Regions from separate parts of the Homo sapiens genome. Here region 2 is linked to region 1. Evidence: chromatin loops called from intact Hi-C (ENCODE). Cell type or tissue: CD4-positive, alpha-beta T cell. All regions are shown on one strand. Each heading gives the region's core, and the rest is flanking DNA. Links, peaks and the distances in the headings are about the cores only. Region 1 overlaps UGCG (UDP-glucose ceramide glucosyltransferase). Region 2 has its middle 45 kb from the start of MIR4668.

What was found. A loop is a pair of places that touch in the nucleus more often than their neighbours do. Peaks named below come from ENCODE experiments on the same cell type or tissue, not always from the same donor. Only the 100,000 strongest peaks of a DNase experiment are listed, where the experiment ranks them.
Region 2: a loop joins it to region 1, with 4 times the contacts of the local background. A loop is called at or near these places in 5 of 110 quality-filtered maps.

The regions. Positions count from the first base shown.
Region 1 is chr9:111,921,510-111,931,480 of GRCh38, reverse strand. UGCG (UDP-glucose ceramide glucosyltransferase) reads right to left here. Exons shown (of 9, transcript NM_003358.3): 3 at 8,530-8,632; 4 at 6,603-6,704; 5 at 4,985-5,097; 6 at 1,803-1,981; 7 at 124-210. Among named protein-coding and RNA genes, the nearest start is that of MIR4668, 5.6 kb to the left of the region's middle. RefSeq lists a silencer at 4,684-4,843. In CD4-positive, alpha-beta T cell, for the core only: no CTCF peak of the experiment used is centred there; a DNase peak (open chromatin) is centred at 4,740.
Region 2 is chr9:111,971,574-111,982,006 of GRCh38, reverse strand. No RefSeq gene overlaps it. Among named protein-coding and RNA genes, the nearest start is that of MIR4668, 45 kb to the right of the region's middle. RefSeq lists a silencer at 7,424-7,654. In CD4-positive, alpha-beta T cell, for the core only: no CTCF peak of the experiment used is centred there; a DNase peak (open chromatin) is centred at 6,106.

The DNA of each region.
Region 1 (9,971 bases), core at 187-8,186:
GCAACTAAACAAAAATCTTCAACCTTTAGGTACATTCATTTAACTACATTAAACCTGTAAAAATTACCACCCCCCTCCCCACTTTCCTTTTAACGAAGTATAAAAAGAAAACAGTTGATTTACCTGATCATTCTGGATTGAAACTGAGAAATTGAATATGAGCCAGAGTTTTGCATTGCAACTTGAGTGGACATTGCAAACCTCCAACCTCTGAAAATTAAGATAATTAGAAAATAAGTTATGATGATGAACACATGCAAGCGTAACTGGTTATGCATTCAGTAATCATTATAAAGACCAGGCAACTGCCGGTATTCAGGGTGAGCCCAGCTTTCATGATTAGCACATGACTTAAGGTCTACCATACGTATGGATGTTTTAGCAATTATGCTGGCCCGTGACAGCACCATCTAAGAACTAGAAGAAACTGTACCCACCTTACTTTACAATTTAAGAAACTTAAAATGCAGTCATTTTGAAAAAAAATGGAGAGGGCTCCATATTTAATAGATTAGTCTCTGATGACTACTAACCAAACAACAAGACATGTAAACAGAAAGTGGCATTATGGATCTCATGGGAGACACTAGGAAACCATGAACCACATGAACACAATCATGACAGAATTTGTATTTAAAACACACTTCAGTTTTTAAAAAATTTAAAAGAATTCTCACACAAGGCAGTGATCTCCTTTAAAAACAAGTATTTTAGGCTGGATGCAGTGGCTCATGCCTGTAATCCCAGCACTTTGGGAGGCTGAGGCGGGCGGATCACGAGGTCAGGAGTTCAAGACTAGCCTGGCCAACATGGTGAAACCCCGCCTCTACTAACATACAAAAAAAAGTAGCTGAGTGTGGCGGCGGGTGCCTATAATCCCAGCTACTTGGGAGGCTGAGGCAGGAGAATCGTTTGAACCCAGGAGGCGGAGACTGCAGTGAGCCGAGATTGCGCCACTGCACTCCAGCCTGGATGTCAGGGCGAGACTGTCTCAAAAAAAAAAAAAAAAACCAAAACAAAACAAGTATTTTGTGATAGAGAAATGCTAAGTCAGTCATATGAATCTTTCAGTGGCTTCTTAGCAAAGTATCATATAATTCACTGACAAATTTCAAATTTTGAAATGATAGTCTTTAAATTTTCACCTACTAGTTTATGACTGCACTGATAGTTTTAATTCTTCTAAAACACAGAAATTTGTATCTATATAGTAAAAATTCTAAACACAGAGAAACTTACTTTTAATCGCTTTAAAACACATTAATTTGAAAAATGTAGAGGAATCAGAACATTTACCTTCTTCATTAGTACATATCTACAATTCTATAATTAGAATATGAATTACTCTATAAAATTATTGATCTGCTGGGTGTGGTGGCTCATACCTGTAATCCCAGCACTTTAGGAGGCCGAGGTGGGCAGATCACTTGAGTTCAGGAGTTCAAGACCAGCCTGGCCAACATGAAGAAACCCCATCTCTACTAAAAATACAAAAATTAGTGTGCATGGTGGTACATGCCTGTAGTCCCAGGTGCTCTGGTGGCTGAGGCATGAGAATCACCTGAACCCGGGAGGCAGAGGCTACAGTGAGCCAAGATCGCGCCACTGCACTCCAGCCTAGGTGACAGAGCAAGACTCTGTCTCAAAAACAAACAAAATAATAAAATTATTGACCTATTCTGTACTTACTAGCAAAAAAAATAAAATTAAATTAAAAAGCCCTAATCTATAGGTTGAACAAAAAGAATAAACCAACAGAAGTTAGGTAATAAAAATACTATGGCTTCATTTAGTTGTCTTACCGGTCAGCTATCGCTTTGGCCATAAAGTAATCTTCGGCAATGTACTGAGCAAAAGCTATAAGTCCTCCTGCTTGATCCAACACATCTTTTCTCATTAAACAAGACATTCCTGTCACACATTTGAAACCAGTTACATTGGCAGAGATATAGTATCTTGGATGTGAAGTTCCAAAATATACCTGCCCAAAAAACCACAAACGTGTATGATTAGAATTTCATGTTAAAAGCATGGTGTTCACGAACTGTTTTTCCCAATGGTTTTTTTATAAGTATGATTGAGTGAATATCTTATTATTCTTACGTAGACTACCTGAATAAAAAGTGGTAGACAATATTGCTTTCATAGAGCAAGCACAGTTAGTAAGCTAAAAATGCATCCAAATAAAACTTAATTTAGATACAAAATAAGGTAAAAATATCACTCATTGATATATAAAATATTAACAAATATTCAATGTATCTTGTTTTTAGGGTGTTCATGTAAATATACACACACATCTACTTTACTGGGATCAATATACATATTTGTATGTTACGTATATGTGTGTATATATACATGCATGCATACACACACCACCCATAGGTATATCAACCTTCGGGACAATCCTATTTTTTTGGGGGGTGGGGGGTGGGGAGGGGACACAATCCTATTTCTTAATTCCTTTTCTTGCATCCTTTTGTAGCTAGCTGCTCCCTCTCCCTTAGTCACTAAGATTCTTCCCAATTTCTCCATTTTTTTCAATGTATTTTTCATAACGGGGATACTAAAATTCTCTCATCCGCTACTGCCATTTCTCTGCATATACTCTGAAGTCATAAGATATATACGCTGATAAATCAATGGTAGAAAAGGACTGTTATTACCCTACTTAGTAGACATAAAATCCTATTTATTATTTACACCTCAGATATGTTGCCTTTTCTAATTAGCCTGAAATAAAGAGTAGTCATCTTTCTTAGGAGTTACACACACAGTGCAGAGCAAGAGAATTCTAAGGGGCAATTATGATTATGATTCTTGCTACCTACCCTGAACCCAGACTCCAGTGAAGCCCTAGTGTTTGTGGGACTGAACTGAACCTGACTTCTAAGAACAGAGGCACATATCTTAATTCCTTAGTAGTTATTGAGGTCTTAGGAATGAGATGTTAGTCACTGAGCTGAATGTGCTCTTTACAGTTGAGAATGATTAATTCTAAGTATGGCAGAGTGACTTCCAGAGATTAAACCTACACTAAGGCAATGGGTGTATTCTGGGAGATGTTTATTGACATACACATCACAGAGATGTTATTGACATCTGTATCAATTTGGATATTTCTAAGACAAAAATACAATTTGGTATACTAGAACACATTGTATTTTATTTTAAAGTGGCTACTCAGTTTCTTTTTCTAAACAAAAATTCTGGTATTTAAGACTAACAATTTCTTGCAGTAGGACAAATATATTTACAGCCAATATTAAGAAAGAGCTCATGGTTCAAACTGCCAAAGGCCAGATGCAAGTTCCCACAATGTACCTTTACCCCTTCAGATATGTGGCAATCATAAGACTGCAATTCAAAAGAATATAAATGCAGATATGCTTAAGAGCAAGTTGACATATTTAAAGACTGAAATCACATATCTGTCCTTATAACATTACAACAAATTTTTCCTCCCAAATGTTTAACAGTACAGGAATGATTAACTCAAGCATAGGACACACATACGATGGCCTATGATACAGCCAATAAAAATTACTTTTATGAAAAGCTATTAATGATATGGGAAAAGCTTACAAAGTCACAAAAATAAGATACAGATTATTTTTAGAATACTATCTCAACAATGTTTTCTAAAGGGCCCAGAAGGGGGTGGTGGGGGAAATAAAGACTCCAAAGTGTCCAAATGATACAATGTTTATTTTTAAAACCAGAAACTTCCTGCCGGGCGTGGTGGCTCACGCCTGTAATCCCAGCACTTTGGGAGGCAGAGGAGGGTGGATCACGAGGTCAGGAGATCGAGACCATCCTGGCTAACACGGTGAAAACCTGTCTCTATCAAAAATACAAAAAATTAGCCAGGCATGGTGGCGGGCACCTGTAGTCCCAGCTACTCAGGAGGCTGAGGCAGGAGAATGGCGTGAACCCGGGAGGCGGAGCTTGCAGTGAGCCGAGATCGCGCCACTGCACTCCAGCCTGGGCGACAGAGCGAGACTCCATCTAAAAAAAAAACAAAACAAAAAAAACAAAAAAACCCCATAAACTTCCTGTAATTGTTAGGGTTCTAGGTTGTTGGTTTTTGTTTTTTTGCATCTTATACTTTTCCATTATTTATAGTTTCCTATGGATGTTACTATTTCTAAGTTGGAGAAAAAATAAAATGAAAACATAAGTTTCTCAGGTAATTATTAGAAATATGTTTTAAAAGGACATCAAATAGGTTTTATAAGGACTTGTATGAATACATTTTCTTTTGTGTATATTTGAAATACTTTGTGGTATTTTAAAAAGGTTCTTTTGAGGGCTGGGCGCAGTGGCTCATGCCCGTAATCCCAGCACTTTGGGAGGCTGAGGCAGGCAGATCACTTGAGGTCAGGAGTTTGAGGCCGGCCTGGCCAACACGGTGAAACCCCATTTCTACTAAAAATACAAAAGTTAGCCAGGTGTGGTAGCACACCTGAAATCCCAGCTACTTGGGAGGCTGAGGCAGAAGAATCGTTTGAACCTGGGAAGTGGAGGTTGCAGTGAGCCGAGATCGTGCCACTGCACTCCAGCCTGGGCAACAGAGCAAGGCTCTGTCGCAAAAAAAAAAAAAAAAAAAAAAAAAAAAAGGCTGGGGGGAGGGGGCCAGCGGTTCTTTTCAGATCGAATGTTTGAAAGAACAATATAAAGAACTGAACTCTAGAACAGGAAGTGAATACTACAAGGCAAGAGGTTAGACTGTGTTCAGCTGGCAATAAGACCGCAGGCATTTCCTGCGCACAGCTGTTCACTGCCAGGGTACAGTCAGGGTCCCAAGAATTTCCTCACTAATGAAAACAGCTGCTCTCAACTCAGGGCTTCTAGAACACAGCAGGTTCCCAAATGGACTTAATACAGTTAACTTGAGATACCTAATTCCAGCTCCCATAGTCTCAAGCTTCTGGGAAATGAGGGGTCTGATACTATGAACATGATTTATAACCACCATACTCACCTGCTCTAAGGTGGCAGCAAAGCCCTGTCTGTCTGCTACGTAAGGCAGCCCGTGAACCAAGCCTACTTTTTCTGTCATTTGATTCACCATGTCAGTAAGCGTATCTGGAATTACTACAATTTAAAAAAAAGGCAGAGAGGGGGAGAAAAGAAAATTTGTTTTTAGTAGAATGCCCATTAATATAAAATATATTTTGTGAATTGTTATTACATTCTTAATAAAATACATTATTTTAAACATATGGATCTAATAAAATGAATCTCAACCACCTTTCTGAGGAGAATACAAAATTTCAAAAGGGCCTAATTCTCGAAAGCTAATTTATACATTTTTTAGCCCAGTATATACCTACTATGTACCAGAGGCAGAATATACTTTGAAAAAGTTACCCCCTGTTGGAACTTCTAATTTGGAATAAGGACAATCTGTCCTAGTGGAAAAGGCTCAGGAGCAGAGGCTAAAGGACCTCAGTTCTCGTGCTGGCTTCTCTACTCTCCAACCATAGGAAATGAGACTATTTTCTCTGTGAGTATCAGATTTCCACACAGGAATGGAACGTGATTATATTGAACAGAGATCTGTACACTGAAAAACATATGATAGTAAATAATTTAAGATAGCAAATATGAAGAATGAACATCATCTCTGACCAGCTGATAGATCTGTAATGGTCTTGATTAACTCATAGGAGTGCAACATTTATGTTCATTTTCTAATTTGCATTTTAAGCTAATAAAAAATTTAAATTATTGCCCAATCTTTAGCAAACATCTCATATCATTTTTACATGACCTTATTTTTCATTTCCTCCAAGTCTTTAAGAACTAAATCTACCGTATAAAGAAAAGTTGTATTTGGACCTTAAATACTCATTCTAGGTCAGTGCTTCTCAACTGGGGGCAATTCTGCCCCACAGGGGACATCCGGCAACATCTGAAGATATTTTTGCTTTTACTACTGAGAAGGGGGTACTACTGGCATCTCATGGTAGAGACCAGGCATGCTGCTAAACATCCTACAAGACAGCTCCCACAACAAAGCCTAAAATGTGAACAGTATTGGGGTTGAGAAGCTTAAGGCAATTAGAATATAAGAAAATATTATAGAACACTGAAACTATTATGAGTGTTCGAAAATGCAAGTTATAATTTCAGTATATGAAAGGCTTCTTGCTAAAATCATTTAAGTAAAAAGTCATGTGTATAGTCCGATAAGTGTATGTGTTTTAGTAAAATATGCACCTATTAATTTCTGTCCCTTTGTGAGACGGTGTATTACGCAAGCCGAAACACATTAAAGATAAGTGTCAGGCAAACAAGGGAAAAGTTACACCCATGGGAAAGCTTGCAGATTATATAATGAACCACAACCATTTTTAATTTAATGGTTGAAATTTTCTCTTCAAAATGAAAACATTTTAATACATGTAACATTCTAGTTTAGGATTAAAAAAATCAAAATCTTAGTAAGCATAACTGGACATATTACCATGAAATGATGATGAAATAAATTACTCTTTTAGGCAAATAAAAAGAACTCATGAATGTATCTGAGATTGCTTTTAGCATTTTATCTTCAAATTAATAGTTTTATAAAATAAATAAGAAAAAAACCTCACCTCTTATTCCACTATCACAAATCCATATAAGATCATACTTTGCAACTTCATATCCTGGCATTAAATTATTAATTTTAGGATTAATGCCAACTTTTTTGCCACCTAAAAATGTAAAGGTACAGTAGTAAAAGATTTATGCAACATTAAAAATATTTTATAGTATAAAGATACATGATAGAAATGAGAATACTTGCATATTTAATAATTAAACATACTTTCATATTATTTAACATTCTCTATTATTCATAATAATATATTTAGGAAAAAACTGTCCATTCTCAAAAGGAAAACTGTATCATTTATCTTTGAAAATTCACTGTTTCACTTTTTCTAATTCTTAAGTCCTTGCCTTAGTAGTTAAGTATGAGTCAATATTTAATGGCAATTGTACAACATGGCAACTATAGGTAACAACAATGTATGGTATACTTGAAAATGACTAAGAGTAGATTTCTCACCACAAATAAAGTATAAGTACATGAGAAAGTATATAACAACATGTTGTTTACTTGAAAACTGCTAAGAGAGATTTCCCACCATGAATAAATATGTGTGGTAATGCATATGTTAATTAACTTAATTTAGCTATTCCACAATGTGTACATATATATATATTTCAAAACATCGTGCTGTACACCAAAAATATATACAAATTTTATTTGTCAATTTAAAAAATAATCCTAAGGGAAAAAGCTACAGGCGTTATTTTGAAGCTATAATTAAAACAGTATAAATTCATAAATACAGTAAGATTATATTTAATAAAGGTTTATTAAATGTAAACACACATGGCCAGGCACCATGGGCTCACGCCTGTAATCCCAGCACTTTGGGAGGTCGAGGGGGGTGGATCACCTGAGGTCAGGACTTCGAGACCAGTATGACATGGCGAAACCCCATCTCTATTAAAAATACAAAAAAATTAGCTGAGCGTGGTGGTGCCTGACTGTAATCCCAGCTACTGGGGAGGCTATAATCCCAGCACTTTGGGAGGCCGAGGCAGGTGGATCACCTGAGGTCAGCAGTTCGAGACCAGCCTGACGTGGTGAAACCCTGTCTCTGCTAAAAATACAAAAAAATTAGCTGGGCGTGGTGATGCACGCCTGTGATCCCAGCTGCTCAGGAGGCTGAAGCAGGAGAATTGCTTGAACCCAGGTGGAAGGGGTTGCACTGAGCTGAAATTGTGCCATTGCACTCCAGCCCGGGTGATAAGAGCAAAAAATTCGTATCAAAGAAAAAAAAAACCAAAAAAACCCCATAAATATATGACAGTAAATAATTTAAGATAGCACATGTGAAGAATGAGCATCTCTGACCATGAGCTGATAGATTTGTAATGGTCCTGATTAATTCGTAGGCATGCTACACTTATATTAATTTTCAAATTTGCATTTTAAGCTAATAAAAAATTTAAATCATTGCCCGATCTTCAAATAGCAAAGATCTGATATCATTTTATACGACTTACTGGTTTTTTAGAGAGACCACATCAGCTCTATGTTAAAAAAAAAAAAACACTAATGGCAAACACACCTCTACAAGTCTTTCAAATAAGCCTGTAGGCTTTTGGAAAAATACCCTTCTTGTAATGTAATAAAAGTGAATTCTATCATTCACTCCAATTATAGTCAGTAAGATACAGAAAAGGCCACACATTTAAAATATTGAAGAAACAAAAAATAACAGACCCTCATGTCTGATTAATGGGAAAAATATTATTTTGTGTGTGATTTTGTTCATCTCAGATATGAAAAAAAAAAACCTTTGTTTTTATAACTTTTCTCAAAAGGACGTAAACACCTCTCAGTACTCCAACAAACATGTTTAAAACAAACATGGCTAACACCTTAATCTTCAGTTCAATGCAGAGATTACTGATACTTAATACTATCAATGGAAAATGGTTACTACAGAATTTGTTACTTACCTATAAACAATCTAGCATCAACATTTGGATATTTTCCAAGAAGCTTCTTACATACATCAATGGCTGGATCATCATGATCTTGTACACAAAGGAGCACTTCATACTAGTCAAAAAGCATTGTATGTAAATTAAATTCTTTAAAAAAATAAGCACTTACTAGCATGTATTGATTGAACAAAAAGCACAGGAAAAAACAAGCAACTGTATTATGCAAAGTTTTAAAAGAGAGCATTCACAATGGATGCAAACACTTATGATAACAAGTGTTGCTTTAATGGAGTGAAGCTTCTAATTAGGAGCCTATCTGCAAGCAGAATAAATAAGGAAGAGACTGGCAGTGCCCACAACTGCAGTCTTGCCATTCCCAGATAGGAATCTCCTAGTTAATCTCCATTAACTGGATCTCAAGCTTGTCCATGGCCATCACTACTGAAGATTTACTAACTGCTCACAGGGTGCCTAGCAGAGTAAAAAGTGACATCAAAAGGAAGCAAAATAAACACAACCTCTCTCTAGAAGCTTTGTCTCTATACTTAATATTATTTCATGAAGGTGCAACAAATTTCATATAAAATCCCATTATAATAAATTTAAAGGGCCCTTCCAAATTCATCACATGAAAAGGACAAAGTAAGATTACCCTTTTTTGTTTCATAACTTTTTGAAACAAAACAGAATTTGATTTGAATGGACATTTACGATCTTGAAATGCATGCTTAGCCTTGTAACTATGAAAATACCTACAACTTTATTTTGCCCAGTGCTATGTTTAGATTTTTAACAGTAAATTAAGAAAGGCATTTCTTAACACTTGCCCAGCTGTGACAAAATTACCCTGGGGCTGGGCACGGTGGCTCATGCCTGTAATCCCAGCACTTTGGGAGGTCAAGGTGGGAAGACTGCTAGAGCCTAGGTGCTCGAGAGGAGCCTGGGCAAAAAGGCGAGGCCCTGTCTCTACAAAAAATTTTTAAAATTAGCTGGGCATGGTGAGGCATGCCTGTGGTCCCAGCTACTTGGGAGGCTGAGGTGGGAGGATTGCTTGAGCCCAGGAGGTTGAGGCTGCAGTGAGCCGAAGACTGCGCCACTACATTTCAGCCTGGGAAACAGAGTGAGACCCTGCCTCAAAAAAAAAAAAAAAAAAAAAAAAAATCACCCTGGGGCATTTATTTTAAAAAGAGAATTGGACCCTATTTTAGACTTTTGAGTCAGAATCTCTGGGGTGATCTGACATGCAGCCAGATTTATAAAATCCTGAACTGAACCCCTAAATTTCCATTAACAACCCAACTTTTTTTTTTTTTTTGAGACAGAGTCTCACTGTCACCCAGGTTGGAGTGCAGTGGCATGATCTCAGCTCACTGCAACCTCCGCCTCCCAGGTTCAATCGATTCGCCTGCCTCAGCCTCCCAAACAGGAGTAGCTGGGACTACAGATGCCCGCCA
Region 2 (10,433 bases), core at 1,137-9,136, 50 kb before region 1:
AGTCAGAAATTCACAGATTATAATATGAAATCTCTAAATCTTTTAATTAACAAAAAGATTAACAAGTTAATTAATTGACAAAAAGTACAAAAATTGATACAATCAATCAATACCTCTCTGGGACTTCGGTTATACAAATCAAATTAAACACATTTTACACTCTCTCAGCAATATCAAAACTGAGTTCAGGCGAGGCACGGTGGCTCATGCCTGTAATCTTAGCACTTTGGGAGGCCAAGGCGAGTGGATCATTTGAGGTCACGTGTTCGAGACCAGCCTGGCCAACATGGTGAAACCCCATCTCTACTAAAACTACAAAAATTATCCGGGCATGGTGGCAGGCGCCTGTAGTCCTAGCTACTCAGGAGGCTGAGGCAGGAGAACCGCTTGAACCCAGGAGGCAGAGGTTGCAGTGAGTCGGGATTACGCCACTGCACTCCAGCCTGGGCTACAGAGCGAGACTCTGTCTCAAAAAGCAAACAAACAAACAAACAAAAAACAGTGCAAGGTCTCTGGAGCTCATTTCTAAAACATGTCAAGTCCTTCCACTGAGATAGTAACACCCTTAAGCATTGCGTGAACATCATTTTTTACCAAAACTCTAAAGCAGCTTCACAATTCCAGTAATCCATGGACTTAGGGAGGAGTGGAAAGGAGGGGGAGGATGAGAAAAGAAAGGGAAGAGAGGGGAAAGGAGAAGATGAAAGAACTGGGGGCACTGGACGTGGTGGGTGGCTCACGCCTGTAAACCCAGCACTTTGGGAGGCCGAGGCAAGTGGTTAAGGTCTCAGGTTCGAGACCAGCCTGACCGACATGGTGAAAGATCGTCTGTACAAAACATACAAAAATTGCTTGGGAGGCTGAGGCAGGAGAATCGCTTGAATCCAGGAGGTGAAGGTCGCAGTGAGCCAAGATTGAGCCACTGCATTCCAGCTGGCCGCATAGCCCCTTTTATACAAAGCCAAAGAGAGCATTATGCCAAGCACAAGTAGAATCTGTTTTCCAGAGCTGCTGCTTTCTCATGAAACCTGATTGGATAGTTGGACAGTTCATAGCCTCAAAGTCACACAAATGGTGTTGGGTAAAGAAAGTGGAAGACAGATGAGTTGAGTTATACTCTACGTGGCTACAGGCAGGACAGGTGGGGAGGAATCAGCCCCAGCCTCAGGCTGCCTGGCAAGCACGGTCCCCTCCTTGCACATATCCTAGCACAGCCTCCTTGGCATGCAGTTGGCAGGGCTTTTATAGAGGAAAGGGTTGAGACTTCACTGTTTTCACAACAATGGCTCTGTGAAGGAGGCAGAGGTAGCGTTAGAGATAAAAGAGTTAAATCTGCCCTTGGACGAGAGAGATAAGAAAACCAAGGGTGAAAGGACAGAGGCCTGGGAAGTAAATGCAATGAAGTTAGATGCCTTCAAGCAAAAGGCCAGCTGTGCAGTGCTGGGCCTTCAAGATTGGGGATGACAGGACAGATAGGGGTCCAGAGGCAGTTCTGAGCCACACAGCCCTGCCTCGCTCATCCTTAGAGACACGCTTCCTGATTTAGTTAAGAGCATGAGATTTGAAGGATGTTCACCTGGTTTCAAATCCTTGCTCCAAGGATTATCTTATTCATTCACTCAGAAAATATTGATTGAGCATTTGTGTAGTGGCAGGACACACCAGCAAACAAAACAGATAGGATCTCTGCCCTAATGGAACTTGCATTTGAGTGGGTGGAAGACAGTCAGTAAACCAAATAGTATTAATAAGCCAAATGACAAGATATCTTAGAAGGGGATAGCTAAATGCTATATAGGAGGAAAGGCTGGTGTGATGGAGCAGTAGTACGAGGCTGGGTTCTAGTTTTTATTTTTATTTTATTTATTTATTTTTAGAGACAGGGTCTCACTGTGTCACCCAGGCTGGAGGGCAGTGGCACGATCAGGGCTCATTGCAGTCTCAAACTCCTGGGCTAAAGCCACCGCGCCCAACTATTTTTATGTATGTATGTATTTATTATTATTATCATTATTATTATTATTATTTGTAGAGACTGGGTCCAACTATGTTGCCCAGGCTGGTCTTGAATTCCTGGCCTCAAGCAATCCTCCCGCCTTGGCCTTCCAAAGTGCTGGGATTGTAGGTATGAGCCACCGTCCTTGGCTAAGTTCAAGGCAGGATTTATAGAGATGACAGCATTTCAACAAAAGCTGGAAGGTGAGCAAGTGAGCCATGTGGCTGCCTGAGGGACAGCAGTCTGAGAATGGGAGACAAGCAAGGTGGAAGTATGCCCTGTGTGTTCAAGGAATGGCAAGGAGGCCAGAGTGGCTGAGCAGAGTGAGCGAGTGACAGGTCATGGGGAATGGATCACATAGTAACCAGGAGGTTTTTCTGGCTTATGGTCTGAGAGCAAGGGACAGCACTGGAGAGATTTCTTTTTTTATTTTTTTGAGACAGAGTCTTGCTCTGTCACCCAGGCTGGAGTGCAGTGGTGCAACTTGGCTCACTGCAACCTCCACCTCCCGGGTTCAAGTGATTCTCCTGCCTCAGCCTCCTGAGTAGCTGGGATTACAGGTGCCTGCCACCATGCCTAGCTAATTTTTGTATTTTTAGTAGAGACGGAGTTTCACCATATTGGCCAGGCCGGTCTCAAACTCCTGAGCTCAAGTGATACACCCACCTCGGCCTCCCAAAGTGCTGGGATTACAGGCGTGAGCCACCACACCCAGCCAGCACTGAAGAGAGTTAAGCTGAGGGGAGAGGTGCGCTGACTTACAATTGAAAACCTTTAAACAGGCGGGGCTCAGGAGGCTGAGGAAGGACAATCGCTTGAACCCAGGAGGCGGAGGTTGCAGTGAGCCGAGATCATGCCATTACACTGCAGCCTGGACAATAAGAGTGAAACTCTGTCTAAAAATAATAAAAATAAAATAAAATAAAATAAAATAAAATAAAATAAAATAAAACATTTAAACAGTTGTTGTGTTGCAGAAGGACTGCTGGGGGCCAAGGATGCAGGCCAGGACACTGACCAGGAGGCCACTGCAGTCATTCGAGAGGGAGTTGATGAGGCTTGCACCTGCCTGGCAACAGGAGAGGTGGCGGAAAGAAACAGGATTCTGGATGAGTTTAGCCTTCCCTCGTTTACTAGCTATGTGACCTTGAAGATGTCTCTTAACCTCTCTAAACCTCAGATTACTCACTTTAAAACTGTGGTGATTGAATCTCTCTCAGGGGATTATTGAGAGGATTAAATGAGATAATACATGTAAAGCCCTGAGCACCATCTCTAATAGGTGCTTCACTCATTCCCTTCATTTGCGCAAGTAATATTTTTTGAGCACATACTATGTGTTGAACACTGGAGAGATATCAGCAGAGACATAAACAAGTAACAGAATATTATTATAGTTGTAAGTGCTCTGAAACCACAAAGCATTAGTAGAATAGGGAGGACCTGTACAGGGGTAGGGAGGGTGGGGAGTGGGGAATTTTAGATAGTGAAGTCAGATAAGAGAAGGCTTTCCTGAGAGGATAATGTTAGAACAGAAACCTAAACAATGAGGAGCCAAGTATGTAGGGAACTGAGAGGAATATTCCAGAGAGGACAGCAAGGATAAAGGCCCTAAAATGAGAATGAGTTTCGTCAGAGCTGAGATGGGACTGGCTCTCAAGGTGGAGCTGGAGCAAAGTTAGATTGTGTCTTTATTTAAAATTTTGGGCCAGGCGTGGTGGCTCACACCTGTAATCCCAACACTCGGGGAGGCTGAGGTGGTTGGATCACCTGAGGTCAGGAGTTCAAGACCAGCCTGGCCAACATGGCGAAACCCCATCTCTACTAAAAATACAAAAATTAGCTGGGCGTGGTGGTGCACACCTGTAATCCCAGCTACTTGAGAGGCTGAGGCAGGAGAATTGCTCCAACCCAGGAGGCAGAGGTTGCAGTGAGCCAAGATTGTGCCACTGCACTCCAGCCTGGGCGACAGAGTAAGACTCCGTCTCAAAAAAAAAAAAAAAAAAAGATATTTTATTCACCATGGATTTTTATTGCATTAATTTTGAATTTTAGAAATGTTCTTTATGATGATTACTGAGGTTTTTGGCACCTTTCGAATTTTGCACCCAAGGGAGGCATCACTTGCCTCCCCCTAGTCCTGGCTTTGTGGGCAGAAAGAAGCTGAATAAAATGACAGCTGCTATTGATGTTGGAGTTATAGAAAGTCAGGGGTTAGGGAGACTCTCTACAGAAGTTGAGATGGGCTGGTGGGCAAGGCCTGTGATTCCGTGATTCCATGCTTTGAGCATGAAGTCAGGGTTACCGTAAAAAATAATCTAATGAGAAATATCTATCTCTCAGTATTCAATTTTTTTTTTTTTTTAGAAAAATCAAGAGCCCAGTTTACACTCAGAGCTTTTTGTCATGACCCAGACCCCCTGAGCTTTCAAGTCCACCAGCTTTCCCTTCACCTTGTTCTCTGAGGCCACATGAGTTAAGGGCACACATTAGAGTCTCCTCCAAATTACTCCAGGTAGAGGAAGAATTCTGGGGCTATGAGGTCTATTCCTAGCCTGTGCTAATGTCACTGTTCTTCCCCAGTCCTCAGGTGATCTTTTTTTTTTTTTTTTTTGAGAGGGAGTCTCGCCATGTCACCCAGGCTGGAGTGTAGTGGCACAGTCTCAGCTCACTGCAACCTCTGCCTTCCGGGTTCAAGCAATTCTCCTGCCTCAGCCTCCCACTTAGGGGGCATTACAGGCACACACCGCCATGCCTGGCTAATTTTCTTTTTTTGGTATTTTTAGTAGAAATGGGGTCTCGCCATGTTGGCCAGGCTGGTCTCGAGCTCCTGACCTCAGCTGATCCACCTGCCTTGGCCTCCCAAACTGCTGGGATTACAGATGTGAGCCACCGTGACTGGCCCGTGACCTCTCTATTCTATGCAGTTCTTTTGACAATAAGACAATGCGTGTAAACTGCAAAGCTTTAACAAAGTTCCATTTTCCGGCTCTTGCAAAGCTTCAGACCTCTCTGATACCATTGGAAGAAAACCCTTCTACCCCCTGTTCTATTACCCACCCTCCAGGACCAGCCTGGTATGTCACAAAATTTGGGTCCCCACAAGTAGCTTTGCTTTATCAGGTGTACAGAGTCTTCTGTTAGAAATCTAGACCACATCTTGTTTCGCCATTTGCAGCTTGCCTCGTTTATTTTCTCTTCGTGGGGATGGGAGAGAAATAGCTTTCTCCCTTCCTCATTTGCAGGGAATTTCAAGGCTCCTAGCAGCTTTCTCACAAATAGGCTGTAGTGACCTGCTGGGATATCTTACCCTCCTTCTCTCCATTCCTTCCTTCCTCCCTCCCTCACTTCCTTCCTTTCTCCTTTCCTCTCTCATTCAACAGATACTTTTTTGAGTATCTGTGTACATACCATTGAGGACACAGGATGAACAAGACAGACACAACCCCTTTCATGTTGAGCTCACAATCTGGTCAGGCAGACACACGAAGCAGTCACTATATAGTTGCTATGATGGGGGAGGTAGAGGGTGCTGTAAATGTGCGTAGATGGGAGGAAAGAAAATCTAGAGCCTTCTGCTCCTTTATAAAATACAGGAATGAGGTTCAGAGAAGAAAAGAGTAGTGTCGGCCGGGCACAGTGGCTCATGCCTGTAATCCCAGCACTTTGGGAGGCCTAGGTGGGTGGAGATCACTTGAGGTCGGGAGTTCGAGACCAGCCTGGCCAACATGGTGCAACCCTGTCTCTACTCAAAATACAAAAATTAGCCAGGTGTGGTGGCGTGTGCCTGTAATCCCAGCTACTTGGGAGGCTGAGGCACAAGAATCGCTTGAACCCGAGAGATGGAGGTTGCAGTTAGCCTAGATAACGACCCCGCACTCCAGCCTGGGTGACAGAGTGAGATTCTGTCTCATTAAAAAAAAAAAAAAAAAAAAAAGAGTAGTGTCCTCAGTCACAGGCTCCAGGGCTTCTTGTTTCTATCGCTTTTGCTTCCTAATAAGGGCCTCACTTTGGGGCTCAGAAGATCTCTAACAGTGAGGGGACTCCAGGTGTGTGACATAAAAGCAGAGGGAATTGCTAACAAGTGCTCAGCAGATGGCAGTCTGACAAAGTGCACGTGGCTGACGCCAAAGGCCAGGGCAGCTTCTGCCCTTCCCACACAGCCAGCTGGGCCAGCCTGGGCTCACTCTTACCCCAGTGCCCTGGGACGTTCACTCTCTAGGAGAGAGGGTCCTCAACCTGTCCTGGACCACAGTGAGACTTCTTACTTTTTCCTTCCATGCTTCCTGCGCTAACTCTACTTTTATGTGTAATGCTTAGTCTGCATAGTGTGTGGTTTCCTAGCATTTGCTCGAATTCCACATGGAGCCCAGTGGTCTGTGATAGGCACTGTAAACAAGGATATTCTTGTCCATATTGAGCAGACAGGTTCTGCCTTTAAACTCCTTAATCAAACCACTGCATGTGCAACTTGCCCTTGTCCTTGAAGGGTAGCCTTCATACATATCTATAAAGACAAGATGTTCTGGGGATTTTCTTTGTTTTTGTTTTTTTGGTCTTATTCTGTTGCCCAGGCTGGAGTACAGTGGCTCAATCATAGCTCACTGCAGCCTTGAACTCCTGGCCACAAGCGGTCCTCCTGCCTCAGCCTCCCAAGGAGCTAGGACTACAGGTGCATGCCACCACACTGGGCTAATTTTTAAATTTTTTTTTTTTTTTTTTTTGTAGAGAGAGGGTCTCAGTATGTTGTCTAGACTGGTCTTGAGTTCTTGGGCTCAAGTGGTCCTCCTACCTCAGCCTACCAAAGTACTGGGATTACAGGCATGAGCCACCGTCCCTGGCCCCTACCTGAGATGTTCTGTATATTTCTACCTCAATAACTTATATTTCCATAGGCCCTTTACAGATTGGCACCAGGCAGGCACTATGGACACATAAATGAATGAATCTAGAAACCGATCCCCCCTCCCCGACCAGGCTAATTTTTACCGCTCTAATCTCAAACAACTCCCCTCCCCCCCAAAAAGTTGTTAATCTGGGTTTCAGCATGAGATCAGGAATTTAGGTCTAGAAGAAGGCACCAACTAGGAAAAGATGAAGGGCTGTCTTCTATGGCTCCCAGAAGATGGACATGTCTGCCAAGGTCAGAAAGAGGCCAAAAAAAAGGTACTCTCCACAGGCAAGGTTATTTAACATTTCCCAGAATCCTTCTGACCTAGAATAATCTTTTTCCTTCCTGAAATTGTTGAGTCCTAGGTGAAAGCTGAGAGCAGGTGGCTGGCTGCTTAGAAACCAAGAAGAAGATCTGGAAATATAGGCAGAACTTTTTGACCTTAGAAAGACTTTTTGTTTCCTCGTGATCTCAGGCTACATGCGGTGGCTTGGTGACTTTTTGGCACTGCTCTTAGCTGACTCAGTCTTGCATTTCTAGCAGCACACAAGTCCAGCAAGTAAGCAGGATCTCTTGCTTTGCTGGGTTTGGAGAACCTCCCAAAGAGACATACAGATCAGAGTTCAGCCACACTGTGCTCACTCTTCTCTCGCTTCCACCAGGAAAACATAAAATGTCCACTCTTTTATGACAGCTTAAGCAATTAACATTCCTTACGGAAAATCTAAATGCAAATTGCACCTGCCACCTCCGGTCCCCTAAGGGGATGAATGCGGGAATATCGAATCTCTTAACAAACAACTTGCGTGAAGAGTTTTGTTCCTAAGAAATCAACATTTAGTGTATCATTTTGGTAAAATAATAGCCCGTAAAGCAGTGGTTGTTAATGCTGACTGCACATTAGAATTATCTAGGAGGCTTTGAAAAATGCTGACATGTCAGCCCCACTCCAGAGTTTATGACTTAATTGGTCAGGGCCCCCGTCAACCCGATCCCCGGCATCAGTAGTTTCAGAGCTTCTCCAGGTGAGATTACTGTGTGGCAAGGCATATAGAATTTACTTTTGTGCCAGGCACTCCTAAAGCACTGTATACATATTAATTGTTTAATCTTCACCACAATCCTGTGAAAAAGCTATTGTGATTAAACACATTTTACAGATTACAAAAGCCTTAATCATATCTAATTTGCTTGGCTTAAAAAAGGACCATTGGAAGAACTGGCAGAGGCTTTGAAACTGAGTTTCTGTCTCTTCCCACCAGTTTCTGGAAGGTGAATTGAACAATATGGAGAGACATTTCCTCAAAGATATGAAGGAAGCCAGCTCCTTGGAAAGACAAACACAGATTTAGTGACATTTTAGATAACTGCAAGGTGTTAGCTGAGATCACCCTGCTCACTAGATTTAGTATAATTTAAAGTCCCCTTGGCCGGGCGCAGTGGCTCACGCCTGTAATCCCAACACTTTGGGAGGCCGAGGCAGGTGGTTCACTCGAGGTCAGGAGTTAGAGACCAGCCTGGCCAACATGGTGAAACCCCATCTCTACTAAAAATACAAAAGGATTAGCCAGGTGTGGTGGTGCACGCCTGTAATTCCAGCTACCCGGGAGGCTGAGGCAGGAGAATTGCTTGAACCCAGGAGGCGGAGGTTGCAGTGAGCCGAGATCATGCCGCTGCACTCCAGCCTGGGTGACAGAGTGAGACTCTGCCTCAAAAAAATAAAGAAATAAAAAATAAAGTCCCCATTCTATAACTTGCAGAAATCAATGCTCTCCAAATTTTTGCAAATGTCTGGGGGACTTAACTTCTCACAGTTGCTTCTGCTCTAAGATTGTGTTTCTGCTAGTAAGTTTAGATCATGACCCATCGCACAACAGTCCATGGACCTAGATACAGAACACAGCTACTTCCCCATTCTCCTCAACGGCCCCCACCTGCCCCAGCCAACATGGCCTTCATTTGAGGAGATGATGCTGAAAACTTGGAGAGATGAAGGAATTTACATCCATACAATACAAGCCCTAAGAATTCAGCTTAAATATTAGATTCCTTTTTTTTTTTTTTTTTTTTTTTTGAGAGGGAGTCTCACTCTGTTGCGCAGGCTGGAGTGCAGTGGCGCGATCTCGGCTCACTGCAACCTCCGCCTCCCGGGTTCAAGCGATTCTCCTGCCTCAGCCTCCTGAGTAGCTGGGATTACAGGCTCGCACCACCACACCCAGGTGATTTTTGTATTTTTAGTAGAGATGGGGTTTCACCTGTTAGCCAGGATGATCTCGATTTCCTGACCTCGTGATCTGCCCACCTCGGCCTCCCAAAGTGCTGGGATTACAGGCATGAGCCACTGTGCCCAGCCTAGATTCCTCTTAAAAGTTCTTTTAGCTGTTTCATCATTGGGAATTTTACTGTATCACTGCTCTCTACCTTTTCTCTCTTCCTGTCTCATTTCTGTTTTCTCTCTTTCTACACTTCACAACCAGGCTTTACAACTTGAGAATCAACCTTATATGTCTAGAAGAATTATGAAAGTATTTTTTGGTAGAACCAAGAATGCTCCTTCCCAAAGATAAACTTTAGGGCCACCTGTTGAGATAATATTTACATAAGACTTTCCCCCCTTTCTTACATTAAAATAAAGATTTGATAACTTCGGACAAATTTGTAACTCACCATGGGTTCCTGGGCCCTGCTAGGCAGCCTAACCTTGAAGGAAGAGAGGTAGTCTCAGTTTTCTTATTTGCGGCATAGCCATTGTGCTTTGACAAGTCAGCGTTAAGACTAGGCCTTGTACATAGGGGTCTCAGTAGGAGGAAAGGGAAATAGGCTTTTTAAAAAAATTTAAATATATATATATGTAATATGTATATATATATGGTCTCACTTTGTCACCCAGGTTGGAATGCAGTGGCGCGATCATGGCTCCCTGCAGCCTTGAAGTCCTGGGCTCAAGCAATCCTCCCGCCTCAGCCTCCTGAGTAGCTTGGGACTACAGGTGCATGCCACCATGCCCGGCTAATTTTTGTATTTTTAGTAAAGAGGGGGTTTCACCATTTCGCCCAGGCTGAAAAATGGTCACTTTTATATTACTCATACAACTTTTGAGTTACCAGTAGTATAAAAGTAAATTTTTATATGTATTATGTATGAGAGGCTGGGCGCGGTGGCTCATGCCTGTAATCTCAGCACTTTGGGAGGCTGAGGTGGGTAGACCAACTGAGGTCAGAGGTTTGAGACCAGCCTGACCAACATGGAGAAACCCCATCTCTACAAAAAGAATACAAAATTAGTCGGGCGTGGTGGTGCATTCCTATAATCCCAGCTACTTGAGAGGCTGAAGCAGGAGAATTGCTTGAACCCAGGAGGCAGAGGTTGCAGTGAGCCAAGATCGCACCATTGCACTCCAGCCTAGGCAACAAAAGCGAAAATCTCCATCTCAAAAAAAAATTATGTATGATAATATAATGTAGTATGTTTATGGATATACATTAGTATTCTGAAAATAGATATAACTAGAAGAGCTATATCAATAAGACTGAAAGAAAAGTCTAG